2 separate regions of the Homo sapiens genome follow, and region 2 is linked to region 1. Evidence: read pairs that join two places in POLR2A ChIA-PET (ENCODE). Cell type or tissue: OCI-LY7. All regions are shown on one strand. Links, peaks and the distances in the headings refer to the core of each region. The heading gives the core; the rest is flanking DNA.

What was found. Peaks named below come from ENCODE experiments on the same cell type or tissue, not always from the same donor. Only the 100,000 strongest peaks of a DNase experiment are listed, where the experiment ranks them.
Region 2: POLR2A ChIA-PET joins it to region 1 with 5 read pairs; 13 of 35 experiments call an interaction of 5 or more read pairs at or near these places.

The regions. Positions count from the first base shown.
Region 1 is chr10:74,211,561-74,222,493 of GRCh38, reverse strand. All of the region lies in intron 2 of ADK (adenosine kinase), which reads right to left. Among named protein-coding and RNA genes, the nearest start is that of ADK, 66 kb to the right of the region's middle. In OCI-LY7, for the core only: no CTCF peak of the experiment used is centred there; no DNase peak of the experiment used is centred there.
Region 2 is chr10:74,154,509-74,162,180 of GRCh38, reverse strand. All of the region lies in intron 1 of ADK (adenosine kinase), which reads right to left. Among named protein-coding and RNA genes, the nearest start is that of ADK, 7.1 kb to the right of the region's middle. In OCI-LY7, for the core only: no CTCF peak of the experiment used is centred there; a DNase peak (open chromatin) is centred at 5,100.

The DNA.
Region 1 (10,933 bases), core at 3,410-8,409:
GGGTCAAATGGTATTTCTAGTTCTAGATCCCTGAGGAATCGCCACACTGACTTCCACAATGGTTGAACTAGTTTACAGTCCCACCAACAGTGTAAAAGTGTTCCTATTTCTCCACATCCTCTCCAGCACCTGTTGTTTCCTGACTTTTTAATGATTGCCATTCTAACTGGTGTGAGATGATATCTCACTGTGGTTTTGATTTGCATTTCTCTGATGGCCAGTGATGGTGAGCATTTTTTCATGTGTTTCTTGGCTGCATAAATGTCTTCTTTTGAGAAGTGTCTGTTCATGTCCTTCACCCACTTTTTGATGGGGTTGTTTGTTTTTTCTTGTAAATTTGTTTGAGTTCATTGTAGATTCTGGATATTAGCCCTTTGTCAGATGAGTAGGTTGCAAAAATTTTCTCCCATTTTGTGGGTTGCCTGTTCACTCTGATGGTAGTTTCTTTTGCTGTGCAGAAGCTCTTTAGTTTAATTCGTCAATTTTGGCTTTTGTTGCCATTGCTTTTGGTGTTTTAGTCATGAAGTCCTTGCCCATGCCTATGTCCTGAATAGTAATGCCTAGGTTTTCCTCTAGGGTTTTTATGGTTTTAGGTCTAACGTTTAAGTCTTTAATCCATCTTGAATTGATTTTTGTATAAGGTGTAAGGAAGGGATCCAGTTTCAGCTTTCTCCATATGGCTAGCCAGTTTTCCCAGCACCATTTATTAAACAGGGAATCCTTTCCCCATTGCTTGTTTTTCTCAGGTTTGTCAAAGATCAGATAGTTGTAGATATGCGGCGTTATTTCTGAGGGCTCTGTTCTGTTCCATTGATCTATATCTCTGTTTTGGTACCAGTACCATGCTGTTTTGGTTACTGTAGCCTTGTAGTATAGTTTGAAGTCAGGTAGCGTGATGCCTCCAGCTTTGTTCTTTTGGCTTAAGATTGACTTGGCGATGTGAGCTCTTTTTTGGTTCCATATGAACTTTAAAGTAGTTTTTTCCAATTCTGTGAAGAAACTCATTGGTAGCTTGATGGGGATGGCATTAAATCTCTAAATTACCTTGGGCAGTATGGCCATTTTCACGATATTGATTCTTCCTACCCATGAGCATGGAATGTTCTTCCATTTGTTTGTATCCTCTTTTATTTCATTGAGCAGTGGTTTGTAGTTCTCCTTGAAGAGGTCCTTCACATCCCTTGTAAGGTGGATTCCTAGGTATTTTATTCTCTTTGAAGCAATTGTGAATGGGAGTTCACTCATGATTTGGCTCTCTGTTTGTCTGTTATTGGTGTATAAAAATGCTTGTGATTTTTGTACATTGATTTTGTATCCTGAGACTTTGCTGAAGTTGCTTATCAGCTTAAGGAGATTTTGGGCTGAGACAATGGGGTTTTCTAGATATACAATCATGTCGTCTGCAAACAGGGACAATTTGACTTCCTCTTTTCCTAATTGAATACCCTTTATTTCCTTCTCCTGCCTGATTGCCCTGGCCAGAACTTCCAACACTATGTTGAATAGGAGTGGTGAGAGAGGGCATCCCTGTCTTGTGCCAGTTTTCAAAGGGAATGCTTCCAGTTTTTGCCCATTCAGTATGATACTGGCTATGGGTTTGTCATAGATAGCTCTTATTATTTTGAGATATGTCCCATCAATACCTAATTTATTGAGAATTTTTAGCATGAAGGGTTGTTAAATTTTGTTAAAGGCCTTTTCTGCATCTACTGAGATAATCATGTGGTTTTTGTTTTTGGTTCTGTTTATATGCTGGATTACATTTATTGATTTGCGTATGTTGAACCAGCCTTGCATCCAGGGATGAAGCCCACTTGATCATGGTGGATAAGCTTTTTGATGTGCTGCTGGATTCGGTTTGCCAGTATTTTATTGAGGATTTTTGCATTAATGTTCATCAAGGGTATTGGTCTAAAATTCTCTTTTTTGGTTGTGTCTCTGCCAGGCTTTGGTATCAGGATGATGCTGGCCTCATAAAATGAGTTAGGGAGGATTCCCTCTTTTTCTATTGATTGGAATAGTTTCAGAAGGAATGGTACCAGTTCCTCCTTGTACCTCTGGTAGAATTCGGCTGTGAATCCATCTGGTCCTGGACTCTTTTTGGTTGGTAAGCTATTGATTATTGCCACAATTTCAGAGCCTGTTATTGGTCTGTTCAGAGATTCAACTTCTTCCTGGTTTAGTCTTGGGAGGGTGTATGTATCAAGGAATTTATCCATTTCTTCTAGATTTTCTACTTTATTTGCGTAGAGGTATTTGTAGTATTCTCTGATGGTAGTTTGTATTTCTGTGGGATCAGTGGTGATATCCCCTTTATCATTTTTTATTGCGTCTATTTGATTCTTCTTTCTTTTTTTCTTTATTAGTCTTGCTAGTGGTCTATCAATTTTGTTGATCCTTTCAAAAAACCAGCTCCTGGATTCATTAATTTTTTGAACGGTTTTTTGTGTCTCTATTTCCTTCAGTTCTGCTCTGATTTTAGTTATTTCTTGCCTTCTGCTAGCTTTTGAATGTGTTTGCTCTTGCTTTTCTAGTTCTTTTAATTGTGATGTTAGGGTGTAAATTTTGGATCTTTCCTGCTTTCTCTTGTGGGCATTTAGTGCTATAAATTTCCCTCTACACACTATTTTGAATGTGTCCCAGAGATTCTGGTATGTTGTGTCTTTGTTCTCGTTGGTTTCAAAGAACATCTTTATTTCTGCCTTCATTTCGTTATGTACCCAGTAGTCATTCAGGAGCAGGTTGTTCAGTTTCCATGTAGTTGAGCGGTTTTGAGTGAGTTTCTTAATCCTGAGTTCTAGTTTGATTGCACTGTGGTCTGAGAGACAGTTTGTTATAATTTCTGTTCTTTTACATTTGCTGAGGAGAGCTTTACTTCCAACTATGTGTTCAATTTTGGAATAGGTGTGGTGTGGTGCTGAAAAAAATGTATATTCTATTGATTTGCGGTGGAGAGTTCTGTAGATGTCTATTAGGTCTGCTTGGTGCAGAGCTGAGTTCAATTCCTGGGTATCCTTGTTGACTTTCTGTCTCATTGATCTGTCTAATGTTGATAGTGGGGTGTTAAAGTCTCCCATTATTAATGTGTGGGAGTCTAAGTCTCTTTGTAGGTCACTCAGGACTTGCTTTATGAATCTGGGTGCTTCTGTATTGGGTGCATATATATTTAGGATAGTTAGCTCTTCTTGTTGAATTGATCCCTTTACCATTATGTAATGGCCTTCTTTGTCTCTTTTGATCTTTGTTGGTTTAAAGTCTGTTTTATCAGAGACTAGGATTGCAAGCCCTGCCTTTTTTTGTTTTCCATTCGCTTGGTAGATCTTCCTCCATCCTTTTATTTTGAGCCTATGTGTGTCTCTGCATGTGAGATGAGTTTCCTGAATACAACACACTGATGGGTCTTGACTCTTTATCCAATTTGCCAGTCTGTGTCTTTTAATTGGAGCATTTAGTCCATTTACATTTAAAGTTAATATTGTTATGTGTGAATTTGAACCTGTCATTATGATGTTAGCTGGTTATTTTGCTCGTTAGTTGATGCAGTTTCTTCCTAGTCTTGATGGTCTTTACATTTTGGCATGATTTTGCAGCAGCTGGTACCGGTTGTTCCTTTCCTTGTTTAGTGCTTCCTTCAGGAGCTCTTTTAGGGCAGGCCTGGTGGTGACAAAATCTCTTAGCATTTGCTTGTCTGTAAAGTATTTTATTTCTCCTTCACTTATGAAGCTTAGTTCGGCTGGATATGAAATTCTGTGTTGAAAATTCTTTTCTTTAAGAATGTTGAATATTGGCCCCCACTCTCTTCTGGCTTGTAGAGTTTTTGCCGAGAGATCCGCTGTTAGTCTGATGGGCTTCCCTTTGTGGGTAACCCGACCTTTCTCTCTGGCTGCCCTTAACATTTTTTCCTTCATTTCAACTTTGGTGAATCTGACAATTATGTGTCTTGGTGTTGGTCTTCTCAAGGAGTATCTTTGTGGCGTTCTCTGTATTTCCTGAATCTGAATGTTGGCTGCCTTGCTAGATTGCAGAAGTTCTCCTGGATAATATCCTGCAGAGTGTTTTCCAACTTGGTTCCATTCTCCCCGTCACTTTCAGGTACACCAATCAGACGTAGATTTGGTCTTTTCACATAGTCCCATATTTCTTGGAAGCTTTGATTGTTTCTTTTTATTCTTTTTTCTCTAAACTTCCCTTCTCGCTTCATTTCACTCATTTCATCTTCCATTGCTGATACCCTTTCTTCCAGTTGATCACATCGGCTCCTGAGGCTTCTGCATTCTTCACGTAGTTCTCGGGCCTTGGCTTTCAGCTCCATCAGCTCCTTTAAGCACTTCTCTGTATTGGTTATTCTAGTTATACATTCGTTTAAATTTTTTTCAAAGTTTTTAACTTCTTTGCCTTTGGTTTGAATTTCCTCCCGTAGCTCGTAGTTTGATCGTCTGAAGCCTTCTTCTTTCAACTCGTCAAAGTCATTCTCCGTCCAGCTTTGTTCCATTGCTGGTGAGGAACTGCGATCCTTTGGAGGAGGAGAGGTGCTCTGCTTTTTAGAGTTTCCAGTTTTTCTGCTCTGTTTTTTCCCCATCTTTGTGGTTTTATCTACTTTTGGTCTTTGATGATGGTGATGTACAGATGGGTTTTTGGTGTGGATGTCCTTTCTGTTTGTTAGTTTTCCTTCTAACAGACAGGACCCTCAGCTGCAGGTCTGTTGGAGTTTGCTAGAGGTCCACTCCAGACCCTGTTTGCCTGGGTATCAGCAGCGGTGGCTGCAGAACAGTGGTTTTTCGTGAACCGCGAATGCTGCTGTCTGATCGTTCCTCTGGAAGTTTTGTCTCAGAGGAGTACCCGGCCATGTGAGTTGTCAGTCTGCTCCTACTGGGGGGTGCCTCCCAGTTAGGCTGCTCAGGGGTCAGGGGTCAGGGACCCACTTGAGGAGGCAGTCTGCCCGTTCTCAGATCTCCAGCTGCGTGCTGGGAGAACCACTGCTCTCTTCAAAGCTGTCAGACAGGGACATATAAGTCTGCAGAGGTTACTGCTGTCTTTTTGTTTGTCTGTGCCCTGCCCCCAGAGGTGCAACCTACAGAGGCAGGAAGGCCTCCTTGAGCTGTGGTGGGCTCCACCCAGTTGGAGCTTCCCGGCTGCTTTGTTTAGCTAAGCAAGCCTGGGCAATGGCGGGCGCCCCTCTCCCAGCCTCGCTGCCGCCTTGCAGTTTGATCTGAGACTGCTGTGCTAGCAATCAGCAAGACTCCGTGGGCGTAGGACCCTCCGAGCCAGGTGCAGGATATAATCTCCTGGTGTGCCGTTTTTTAAGCCCGTCGGAAAAGTGCAGTATTCGGGTGGGAATGACCCGATTTTCCAGGTGCCATCTGTCACCCCTTTCTTTGACTAGGAAAGGGAACTCCCTGACCCCTTGTGCTTCCCGAGTGAGGCAATGCCTCGCCCTGCTTCGGCTCATGCACGGTGCGCTGCACGCACTGACCTGCGCCCACTGTCTGGCACTCTCTAGTGAGATGAACCCAGTACCTCAGATGGAAATGCAGAAATCACCCGTCTTCTGCATCGCTCACGCTGGGAGCTGTAGACCGGAGCTGTTCCTATTCGGCCATCTGGGCTCCTCTCACTTTTTATTAATATAAAAAGGATGACATACTCCTCACCTATTGTGAATGAAACTATACACTATTCTATTGCCTGAGTATAAAAACCTTTTAAGTGTTAAACAAGGAATGATTCATATTTTGTCTGTGAAACTTTTTTTTTTTTATTTTTTTTTTTGAGACAGAGTTTCACTCTGTCACCCAGGCTGAAGTACAGTGGCATGATTGTGGCTCACCGCAACCTCTGCCTGCTGGGTTCAAGCAATTCTCGTGCCTCAGTCCCCAAAATAGCTGGGACTACAGGCATGCACCCCCACGCCCGGCTAATTTTCGTATTTTAAGTAGAAACGAAGTTTCACCACGTTGGCCAGGCTGGTCACCAACTCCTCACCTCAAGTGATCCGCCCACCTTGTCCTCCCAAAGTACTAGGATTACAGGTGCGAGCCACTGCACCTGGCCTATTTTCTTCTGTTTAATAATGTACCAACATTTTGAAGGCAGAGAAGCAACATTTTGAAGGCAGAGAAGGAGAAAAAAAATTTTTTTAATAAATAAAAAATAATTTAGCAACATTTTAATACATTTGTTATTTTACCGTGTGCTAATTACAATTTAATGACTAAGAGATATTTTAAAATTTACACATTTTGGCTGGCTGCAAAGACATATAATAGGGTAATCAATATGCATGAAAGACTGTAATGCATAAAAATATACTACCTTCATAATGTATGCATGTTACAGGCAAAATATAACTTATGCATAAAATACATCATATAAGAATAGAATCTGGTGTGAAAAGTATAACAGAAATGCAAATTCAAGACAGAAAGGACTATAAAATTTTTAAACATCAAAAAAGGAAGCTGTTTATGTATTTTTATAAATGAATAAAAGGGGTATCAAATCACAGTGGTATTTAGAGTCCACTAAAAAGAGTGATTTAGGCCAGGCGCGGTGGCTCACGCCTGTAATCCCAGCACTTTGGGAGGCCGAGACGGGCGGATCACAAGGTCAGGAGATCGAGACCATCCTGGTTAACATGGTGAAACCCCGTCTCTACTAAAAAAAATACAAAAAAATTAGCCAGGCATTGTAGTCCCAGCTGCTTGGGAGGCTGAGGCAGGAGAATGGGGTGAACCCAGGAGGCAGAGCTTGCAGTGAGCCGAGATCGAGCCACTGCACTCTAGCCTGGGTGACAGAGCAAGACTCTGTCTTAAAAAAAAAAAAAAAAAAGAGTGATTTATCAGTATTATATAAAGTTATTAAAAATCATTAGCTGGGCGCAGTGGCTCATGCTTATAATCCCAGCACTTTGGGAGGCCAAGGCAGGCAGATCACTTGAGGTCAGGAGTTTGAGACCAGCCTGGCCAACACAGCGAAACCCCATCAGCAAAACCCCATCTCTACTAAAAATACAAAAATTAGCCAGGCGTGGTGGCAGGCGCCTGTGGTCCCAGCTACTGGGGAGGCTGAGGCAGGAGAATCACTTGAACCTGGGAGATGGAGGTTGTAAGTGAGCCAAGATTGTGCCACTGCACTCCAACCTAGGCGACAGAGCCTACTTTCAACTTAGTAGAAAGCTATAACCCAACTTCCCACCATGGCTTTCATAGAATGATGCAAAGCACAGCCTATATTTTGGATGTTTTGTTTTCTAATGGCATAGATAGGTATTCTTTTATAATCAATTCTTACCATGAACATAGTTCCTAAAAATCAGAGACAACAAAATGGTACAGTGGTAGTCCTCAACATTTTTTTCTGCCCTAAATTACTGGAGAAAAATGACATACACTCCAAAGAATAGAAGACGGGGAAGCAAGAGGGAGCACAGGGAAGGGGCCTCTTTATTCTGCCTCTAGCCCCTACAAAGAGAACAACTGAGTGAAAAAAATCACTAGATACAAATCAAAAAACCTGCAATATCATCCTGATTCTGACATTAACTTGTTTTCTGAACTGGGCAAGCCACTTAATTTCTCTAATGAGGATAAACCTGCCTATGTCACAGGGTTGCTATCCAGATCAAATAACATTACACAAAAAGTGTCCAGCGCATTATTTAACAATTATGATAAATACTCATCCCTGCCCCCTCTTCCTGGAATCTTCTACCCCTATAAAATGAAGAATTCAATTAGCTCAAAAAGGGAGGAAAGGGCACTTTTAAATGTTCATAACTTTTATAAGAGCCTTTTAATGAGACTGAAACAAACACTTTTTATTCAAATGTGCTCCTCCTCTGAAGATCAGCATAGCACAGAGCTTAGTGCCTTGAAAGGCGCAGGAACAGACTGTGAAGTTCTGAAATAGGACAGTCATAAGAGAGGTGCCATGCCTAATGTTGCACAGTTAATGTCAAGTTAAGACTTGGTACATAGCAGATGACAATAAAATATTCTATAAATACTTGGAACTAAAATTGCCTTCCAAGAATTAAATCAGTAAAATTTCTATAAATCTACAAATATTGCCACATAGTCCAAAGAATCCCAACAGTATCAAGTAAAGTTTTACAGAATTGGCAAAACCAATCAGGTAGACAGTGTGGATATGGCAAGATTTTAAACAACATATTTAATTGGCTCTTCCAATTTAAAAAAAAGTTGATTAAAATATATTACAAAGGAAGAAAATGGGGGGGCAAAACCATTAATCACTACAACAATGTTTGAGACTAAAGCTGGACTGAAATTTAAGAAGCTTATAAAGAAATAGATTAAGAGTAAATCACAGGGTTAGAATAAAAAAGCAAAAAGTTACAAGGTTTATGAAAATAATATTTTTAAATCTCATTAGCAAAGTAAACGAGGATTAAAACTCAATTAGAGAAAGCTGAAAGAATTAAACTAGATTTAAACCTAAATACCTAAAATAGAACTATACTCTTTGTATTCTTAATTTTTCTTATGCTTTTTATTTTAAAAATTTTACTGATAATTGTTCAAAATGACTAGCCACATATTTTATTAAAGGACATTTTAAAATTTGGAATTGGAAGATATTGATATCACTGCTTAGCTCTTGGGTCACATCAGCAAAACCGGCCCATGTTATATCAACCTCCCATTTATTTGCTAATACATTTTATTTCTGGCTTCTGTCTCCATATTTGCACTGTGATTTGCCTGGCAGAGGGCGCCACTGACATCCCATTCAAATACAGGGGACCCTTTTAGGCATTACTTTACTAGATATCTCTGTTGCATCAGGTATTATTGACTATTCTTATATAAACTCATCATACTTCATCAGAGCTTGTCTTAGTTCTGCTTTTTCTTAATCTCATTCTATACTCATTCTTTATCTATCCATCTATTAAATGTTCTAGCTTCCAGCCCACTCCTTTTACTTTTTACTCTTTCTTTTTTTTTAGAAAGTTTCATCTACTGGTTGCTTTAAATACCAGCCACATAATAATAAAAATAGTGCTAGTAATAGCTACCATTTATTGAATAATATTGCGTCAAACTATGTAAAATTAAATACAATTAAAGAGTCCAGGCAAGGCACTGTAGCTCACATGTGTAATCCCAGCACTTTGAGAGAATGAGGTCAGAGGATTCCAAGACCAGCCTGGGCAACATAGTGAGACCCATCTCTAAAAAACAAATTTTTTTTTAATTAGCTGGGCATGGTAGGGCACATGCCTGTAGTCCCAGCTACTCGGGAGGCTGAGGTAAGAGAATCGCTTAAGCCTGGGAGGCTACAGGGAGGCATGACAGCACCACTCACTGCACTCCAGACTGGGCAACACAGCAAGACCCTGTCTCCAGAAACAAAAGGAGTCCAGCCATGACTCTTCTACCCACCAAAAACATAAATCCAACTGTCTCCTGAATATGCCTGCCTGGATATCATAGTCATCTCAAGCTTGAACAAAACTCAATTCAATCTTTCAAGCCCCTCTTCCATATCCTCCTCCTATACTCCCTAACTCATTTGTAAATACCACCATCAGTCACCAAAACCAAAAATTCAAATGTTATCTCTAACTCCTTTTACCCTCTTCATTAAATCAATCAAGTCTTACCTTGATAACACGAAAAGTATTACTGCACTCTCTTCCCAACCATTCTATCATAACTAAAGTGATCAAGTCATCATCTCGCAACAGGTTTATCACTATAGCCTCCTCAAATCTATTGATCCACTACAGACAAAGCAATTCACATAATCCTAAAATATGAATCCAACCATGTCATCTGCCTGCTTAAATCTCTCAAGTGCTCTCCATTGCCAATAATAGAGGCACGAGAGATTTCAAGCTCAGTAGCCAGTAATATTAGCTAACATATGCCAAACATTCAAATAATCTCATTCAATCCTCACAAGAACCCTAATAACCTTATTTTACTCACAAGGAAACTGAGCTTCCATAGATAACCAAGGTCACACAGCTCCAGAGCACACTCTTAACCTCTATTCTATAATGCCACTGTGAAGAAGTAAGTGATTTCTTTCCACATCTGTCTCCTCAATTAGATTACAAGCTGCTTAAAGGCAAAACAGTTATTTAATATTGTATTCCCAGTATTTGGCAAAAGAGTAACCATAAAACATATGCTCCAAAAAGTGTGTGTTGAGCTGTGAAATGAACTGTTAAAAAAGAATCTATGTTTACTTATCCTTAGAAGTACCATTTCCTTCAATATTCAAAGTTAAGTTTGAACATCAAAGAACCCAAAGAACAGCATCTATTTGGGCAAAATGAAGGAAAGTAGTCTGTGTTCATTTAGTATCCATAATTTAGGTTGTTTTTTGAGGAAGCCCCAGAGCAACTCAGGACCAATCACTCAATATGTGAAATGACATAAAGATTCAAATAGCAGTTTATTTCAAATTCTAAGAATTTAGAATTTTGAAGGAGAGAAGCAGAATAACCAAAGACTATCTGTTAATGTAGGTCACAAGGTAGTCAAATAAGAGAAAATATTCAAACTTAAGAAGCATTTCCAAACACCACCAATAATCTAGAATATGTTGTAGAAAAATATATCATATACACAATAGATACAACTTTTTTTGAAGATACCTTTAAAAAATATAAACATATAAAAAGAAATGTAAAATTTTACAATAAACCTAAGCTGTACTGGTTAATATCATATATGCTAATTATATCTATTAAAATTTAATTAACATGAAATAAAATGTTGAAATTCATCAGTTGCACTAGCCACACTTCAAATGATCAAAGCCAAATGTGACTAGTGGTTACCATGTTGGATAGCACAGATACACAACATTTCCATAATCATGAAACATTCTAGTGGACAGCACACACTGCTGCAAAGATACTGACCCCAGATTTCATTTGTACTTTATTGACTTCTAC
Region 2 (7,672 bases), core at 2,673-7,672, 60 kb after region 1:
GGTGTGGTGGCGGGCACCTGTAACCCCAGGTACTTGGGAGGCTGAGGCAGGAGAATCGCTTGAAACCAGAAGGCGGGGGTTGCAGTGAGCCAAGATCGTGCCACTACACTCCAGCCTGGTCAACAAGAGTGAAACTCTGTCTAAAAAACAAACAAAAAAATCTTTAAAGGGTTAAGAGGCCAGGCATGCAGCTCAGGCTTGTAATCCTAGCACTTTAGGAGGCCGAGGCAGGAGGACTGCTTGAGTTCAAGACCAGCCTGGGCAATAGAGTGAGACCCTGTTTCTACAAAAGAAAATTTTTTCTTTAATTAGCTGGGCACAGTGGTGCATCCCTGTAGTTCCAGCTACTCTGGAGGCTGAGATAGGAGGATCGCTTGAGCCTGGGAGGTCAAAGCTGCAGTGAGCCATGATTGTACCACTGCACTCCAGCCTAGGCAACACAGCAAGACCCCCTCATCTCAAAAAAAACAAAAAAAAAAAGTGTTAAGAATTCCCTGATTCTGCCAGGAATGGTTGCTCACACCTGTAATCCCAGCACTTTGGGAGGCTGAGAGGGAAGATCACTTGAGGCCAGGAGTTCAAGACAGGCATAGGCAAGACCAGCATGGGCAACATAGTGAAACCCTGTCTCTAAAAACAAAAAAAAAATTAATTAAAATTTTAAAATAAATAGGCCAGGCGCGGTGACTCATGCCTGTAATCCCAGCACTTTGGGAGGTTGAGGCAGGTAGATCACGAGATCAGGAGATCGAGACCATACTGGCTAACACAGTGAAACCCCGTCTGTACTAAAAACACACACATACACAAATTTAGCCAGGTGTGGTGGTGTGCACTTGTAGTCCCAGCTACTCGGGAGGCTGAGGCAGGAGAATTGCTTGAACCTGAGAGGTGAATGTTGCAGTGAGCCGAGATCATGCCACTGAACTCCAGTCTGGGCAGCAGAGCGAGACTTCATCTCAAAAAAATAAATAGGAATTCCTTGATTCAACAGAAATTCAGAGCCTGTTATATTGCAATGAAGTGATCAGTTATGAGGCACTAAGAGTTATTCAACTAGTTTCCCAACTTCAAGTAGCAATAGGTGAGATAAAACATGCACATACTGTACATTGCAATAACGCAAAGTATAAAGTACAAACAGTCAAAGGAGAAACCATTTCTAGGTTTGGTGAGTAGAAAAGTTTTATAGAGAAGAGAGAATTTGGCTAGACCTTGAAGACTGAGGTTGTCGGGTTTTTTGGAAGGGGAGAAGAGGAAGGTTGTTTTAATAAATATTGTACATGCTAAAATGGATTTTTCTCTTGCTGAGGGAATGACACTACCTCCCTTACTCTACAAGGTCCTGTCGGAGTTGTTGATTACAGTGTACCCATCAACACCCATCCATTTCCCCCCATATACGAACAATGCCTACACTCACTGGCTCCCCATATACCTAGTACTACCTACACACACACATACACACACACACACACACACACACACACCCCTACCTGCATGCACGCACACACCCCTACCTGCATGCACGCACACAACAGACGGGCAGACAGTGAGAATGTATCCAAGGCCAGCCCAAATCTCCACCTCTGATACAGTGATTGTAATGCAGGGCAGGTAAGCCCCAGAACTGGGGCTTAGCCCAGGACGGTGCTTGGCTTCATCCAGGAAAAAATTCAAGGGTCAGCCAGTGGTGTGTCAGCAACTTTTATTGAAGCAGCAGTGTAAAGCATCGGCAGAGGTACTGCCCCTTGCAGAGCAGGGCTACCCCATAGGCAGTATGCCCAGAGTAGCAGCTCAGAAGCAGTTCTGTGGTCATATTTATACCCAATTTTAATTATATACAAATTAAGAGGCAGATTATGCAGAAATTTCTAGGAAAAGGGTGGTAACTTCCAGGACACTGTCATGAAAAGGGACGCTAACTTCTGGGTGTTGCCGTGGCAATGGGAAACTGACATGGCACATTAGTAGGTGTGACTTACGGAAAGCTGATTCCACTCTGTCCCTGTTTTAGCTAGTCCTCAATTTGGTCCAGTGTCTGAGCCCCACCTCCTACCTCAACTGGTTCAAGGTAGTGTGTAACACAGGCAGAACCAAATTTCTCTCAAAACTGATACAAGCATATAGAAAAACTCTCTTCCTTTGGACTCATGAGATTTTGGCTTGGAGTTGAGAACTGCCATCTTGTTACACTGAAATGGCCTACGTGAGAGATAAATTGAATCTAAAGGACAACAGAGACAAGCGGTGAACTCCTAGATTGAGTCATATTTAGATGGACTTTAGGCCAGGTGCTGTGGCTCACACCTGTAATCCCAGCACGTTGGGAGGCCAAGGCAGGTGGATCACCTGAGGTCAGGCATTTGAGACCAGCCTGGCCAACATTGTGAAACCCTGTCTCTACTAAAAATACAAAAAGTAGCTGGGCATGGTGGTGCATGCCTGTAATCCCAGCTGCTCGGGAGGCTGAGGCAGGAGAGTTGCTTGAACCCAGGAGGCGGAGGTTGCAGTGAGCTGAGATCGTGCCACCGCACTCCAGCCTGGGTGACAGATCAAGACTCCATCTCAAAAAAAAAAAAATTAGATGGACTTTCCAGTTAGGTTGAGTCAACTGAGTCTTTCAGAGATTTCAAAATGGTTCTAAGTATGAACCAAAGTCTAGCCTAAGCATGTAGAAGGCAAGTAGCCAAGTGACCACTTCAATATAATTTCTGATAATCCCTAATTCAGTGAGTGACCAATGATCACACAGGCTACCTTCACATCTGCAATCCTGTTTGCAGGTAACATAGTAAAATAGCAGGACTCACTACTAACCAAATGTGGCTTGCTGACAAAATGGTTAAGACCATGTTAATACAGTAACCAAACTGTTGTGCCTACAGAAGGCAAGAATTTCTTACATAATTGCTATACATATATATCTTCTAAATTGTAAAGAAAATACTAAAGTCAGCATGCATGCAATGAAAGTAAAAATGCAAATAGAAACTCAGATGTTCTTATATCAAAGGCTAATCACATTGCTTCTAGATCTGAAGTGTATGAACCAAATTTTTAAAGAAATGGTACGAAGCCAAAAGTACAAACAACATCAGAAATAATACACATAAATGAGAGCAAAAACTCTAAATCTGCTTTGATAAATCATCAGAATGTATCTTCTTCAAGCAGTATGTGAAACTTCAGTTTGGGAGACCATTTTGTAAAACAGCCTTCCAAATCTTCAAGTCCAAAAGTTGAAGAGAAGTCTGTCTTTTCAGTTACTACTGGAGAGGAAGAAAAGCCTAATAACTCAGTGACATCAACTGTACTGGTATTACAGTAGAGCTAGCCAAAAAGTATCTTTGAAATGAGCATCTACTTAGTATCATAGAAGTGCAGAACAGTGACTAGAGAAAAAAATCTAGGAACTAACTCTGATGAGAAATTATTGTTCCTGCACAGTAGCCAACTTTTAAAAGTAAACTATAAATAAGTAATAAAAGTCCACAAACCCTTTCTTAAATCCTTGGGGCAGGGTATGTTTTGGAATTCAGAATTTTATGGATTTTAGGAAGGTAACACTGCACTATATATTTTGTAGAACACCCAGGAGGAATTCATGTGGCATGTCATTAACAGCCTAATATTTCCATAGCAAAGCATATACATTTGTGTCAGACAAATAAATACTACTGACACCTTTACATCAGTTCAAATTTTGCTGCCAAATTAATTCATCTCAAACTTTTTAAAAAACTTCCAGCTTCCAGAGCTTTGGGATTTCAGAAATATAGCTTAAAAGATTATAGCCTACAATAAAGTCATAATAATTATGTTACCAAGTTTCAGAGGTATTTGGTATCCCAGAGGTCCATTCTGTAAAGATAATATTTAGCCACACAGCACTTGGCCACTTATATATTCAGTGTACTTCAAGTCTCTCCAACTTAAAAGCAAGATTCCTAATATGTTCAGTGTAGAAACATTGGAAAATACAAGTTTTTTTTTAAACCTCATAATTCTTCCACCTAAAGATGCCCACTATTAAATTTGGAGTGTCTAAATTTTCAGTCTTTCTATAATAGATACATTAATATAATTAGCAAGAAAATCTCTGAAGTTTTAGTTTATATTTTTGTTTCCATCTTACTAGATACATATAATGCCCTTTCAAGCTGAGAACTGGTCTTTCTTAAATTTTGGTAAATTCTCAGCCATCAGCTCTTCCAACCTGGCTTCTCCACCATTCACATTATTTCCTCTTTTTGGAACTCCCAGTTAGATGTAAGTTGGTGCCTCTCAATTTATGGAGTTGCGCTGTTGCCCAGGCTGGAGTGCAATGGCACGATCTCGGCTCACCCCAACCTCCACTTCCCGGGTTCAAGAGATTCTCCTGCCTCAGCCTCCTGAGTAGCTGGGATTATAGGCATGGACCACCACATCCAGCTAATTTTGTATTTTTTTTTTTTTTTTTTTAGTAAAGATGGAGTTTCTCCATGTTGGTCAGGCTGGTCTCAAATTCCCAACCTCAGGTGATCTGCCCGCCTTGGCCTCCCAAAGTACTGGAATTACCGGCATGAGCCATCACGCCCAGCTCATATTTGTTAATTCCTATTTATTTCTCTGTGATACATCTGGGTACTTTCTTCCAATTCATTAATTTTCCCTTCAAATTTGTCTGGTCTAGAGTTCAACTGACCTATTTTTTTTTTAATTTCAATAATTCCATTTTTTCTTTAATATAGCCATCTATTTCATATCTACCTATTTTTGATTCATGTTTTTTTATGACCATTATTTCTTTTATCTTTTTTAAGGATCTTTAAAATACTTACAATTGTTTTGAAATTACCCATATTTCCATCAGATTTTTTGTGAATTTATCTCTTGGTAACTGTGTTAATTTTCTAAGTAATGGTCTTCCTCGTGTGTTTATAGGCTCAGACATTCCCTCTTTTCCCAGGGGTTCTGTGATAGGCCACCCCTCTTCCAGAGTCCACGACCTCCAAGCTTGGTGCTCTTGTACTAGCTGATAGTGGGGAAACCACAGTTCCTGACTCTGAGCCATCTGGCAGCTCAGCCACTTCTGCATCTTCACTCCAGGTCCACAGCTTTTTAAAGCAACAGCCAAGAGCAGATGTTTTCAGCCCTCTTTCATCCAGTCTCAGCCCAGCTTCAGTTTCATACAGAGCATCTGACCCTAGGTCCCCTACATGTTATTTCTACTAGCTCCTGAACCCAGAGTCTAACTGCATGTTTCTTTTCTGTTCTTGGTCCCTGGAGATGTTTATCTTGTTCTTGAGTATATCTATATCTTTTCCTTTCCTTTTTAAATTTTTAATTGCTGCGTTTCCCTCTCAACATCCTTATGAGGTTCGTACTATTACTATACCCATTTTACAGGTGAGAAAAGAGGTATGGGGCAAGTAGCCAATCTTCCCGAGATCACTAGCTAATAAGGATCAAGGGTCAAACCAGATAGCTGATGCCAGAGACCATGCTCTTAACCACTGCTCTACTGGGATCCATTCTGACCAGAATGCTCTTTAAAATTTTGATACTTTTTTTCCCCCACCTAACTGTAAACACTTTGGACACAGGAAAGATATTTTGTTTTCTTTTTTTGAGACAGAGTCTTGCTGTTACCCAGGCTGGAATGTAGTAGTGCCAGTGCCTCAGCTTCCAGAGTGGTTGGGACAACAGGAACCTGCTGCCATGCCTGGCTAAGTTTATTTTTGTAGAGCTAGGGTCTCACTATGTTGCCCAGGCCAGTCTAGAACTCCTGGCCTCAAGCAATCCTCCCACCTTGGCCTCCCAAAGTGCTGGGATTACAGGCATGAGCCACACCATGTGGCCAGGATTTTAATTGATGGAAGTAAAGCAAAGACATATTCCAGGTAAAAAAAAGCAGCACATCAGCCTCATGTTTTATTTGAGGCTGAATATTCAGTCTAGGCCTGTACCCAAAATAAGAAACATAGTCTTCAATGCCCCTTGTTTTCCTAAGGCCCTTCCCACTTTCCCTGAGTTTCAAGCACTTCCATGCTTGTCCCTGGATACCCAGAACCATCCATGCAAGCTTTCCTCTGGCTCTCTCTACCACCCTCACGCTGCACTAGTATATATTGCCCAGGAAAGGATCTTATTAAGGCATTCATACTAAGTGCATTAGGGGACTTTTGTTTTCCATTCCTTCATAGCCCAAAGCCTTAATCTTAAAGGATTAAATTTGCGAATATAAGTAAAAGGCATGCAATATCATCCAAAAATAACCAAACTCTTTCAATAGTAGATTATCATGATGAAAAAAGAAAATAGTAGCAAAGCTCAATTTTAGGCTGCATTATTAAAAGTATAGGGTCGCCGGGCACGGTGGCTCACCCCTGTAATCCAGCACTTTGGGAGGCTGAGGCGGGTGGATCACGAGGTCAGGCGATCAAGACCATCCCGGCTAACACGTCTCTACTAAACCCCGTCTCTATTAAAAATACAAAAAATTGGCCGGGCGTGATGGCAGGCGCCTGTAGTCCCAGCTACTCAGAGGCTGAGGCAGGAGAATGGCATGAACCCGGGAAGCGGAGCTTGCAGTGAGCCGAGACTGTGCCACTGCACTCCAGCCTGGGCGACAGAGCGAGACTCTGTCTCAAAAACAAAAACAAACAAACAAAAAAATATATATATAGGGTCTAGAAAAATGAAAGTTATCAGTGCCACTCTATGCAACAAACATTAATTAAGGCCAGGCTTGGTGGCTCACACGTGTAATCCCAGCACTTTGGGAAGCCAAGGAATCCTCCTGCCTCAGCCTCCTGTGTAGCTGGGACCACAGGCTTATGCCACCATGTCCAGCTAGTTTTTGTTTCGTTTTTTTTAAAGATTCGAGGGTCTCATTTTGTTGCCCAGACTGGTCTCGAACTTCTGGGTTCAAGCAAACCTCCCACCTTGGCCTCCCAAAGTGCTGGAATGTAGGTGTGAGCCACCATGCCCAGCTCCTAGGTTTAATTTTAGAACACAGGGTCCATAGTGAGGTAGGAGATAGAGGAAAATAATAAAAGGGGTCCATGGAAGTGAAACAGTTAGGAAGCAATATTTGAGAAAAGCTCAGCATTTGCTGATTAGAGAACTGTAGTTTGTTTCCTTTTTAGTACTATTAAAAGTCATGATCCTTAATAATCCTTAATTGCTAATGTCAGATGGAGTAATGATATGGGCTTTCAGGATTCAACGTTTCCTAACATCAACTTCAGAGTTTACAAATATTTGCCGTGATGAATAAGTAGAGCTGTGCCTAAAGAAAAGTAGGCAGAACTTGAGGCTGAAGGTAAAGAGACTGCTTAGGAAGTCAAAACAAAATCTAAGCAAAAGATAAAGTCTAAACGTAAGGTGTGGCAGCAGGAATGGAAAAGGAAAGACATTATAATGTGGATGTAAAATGAATCAAATATCTAGGTCTCAAACTTTGGAGTAAAGGAGGTTACTGGTGCCATTAACAGATGCAGGAAATATGGAAAAATGCACAGATTCAGGATAACAGATAATTTAGTTTGGTATATATGACTTCGAAATGTCAGAAAGTCACTCAGAAGCACATACTCAGCAGACAGTAAAAATTAAGGTCTGGGAAGGCAGGGCACGGTGGCTCACACCTGTAATCCCAACACTTTGGGAGGCTGAGGCAGGTGGA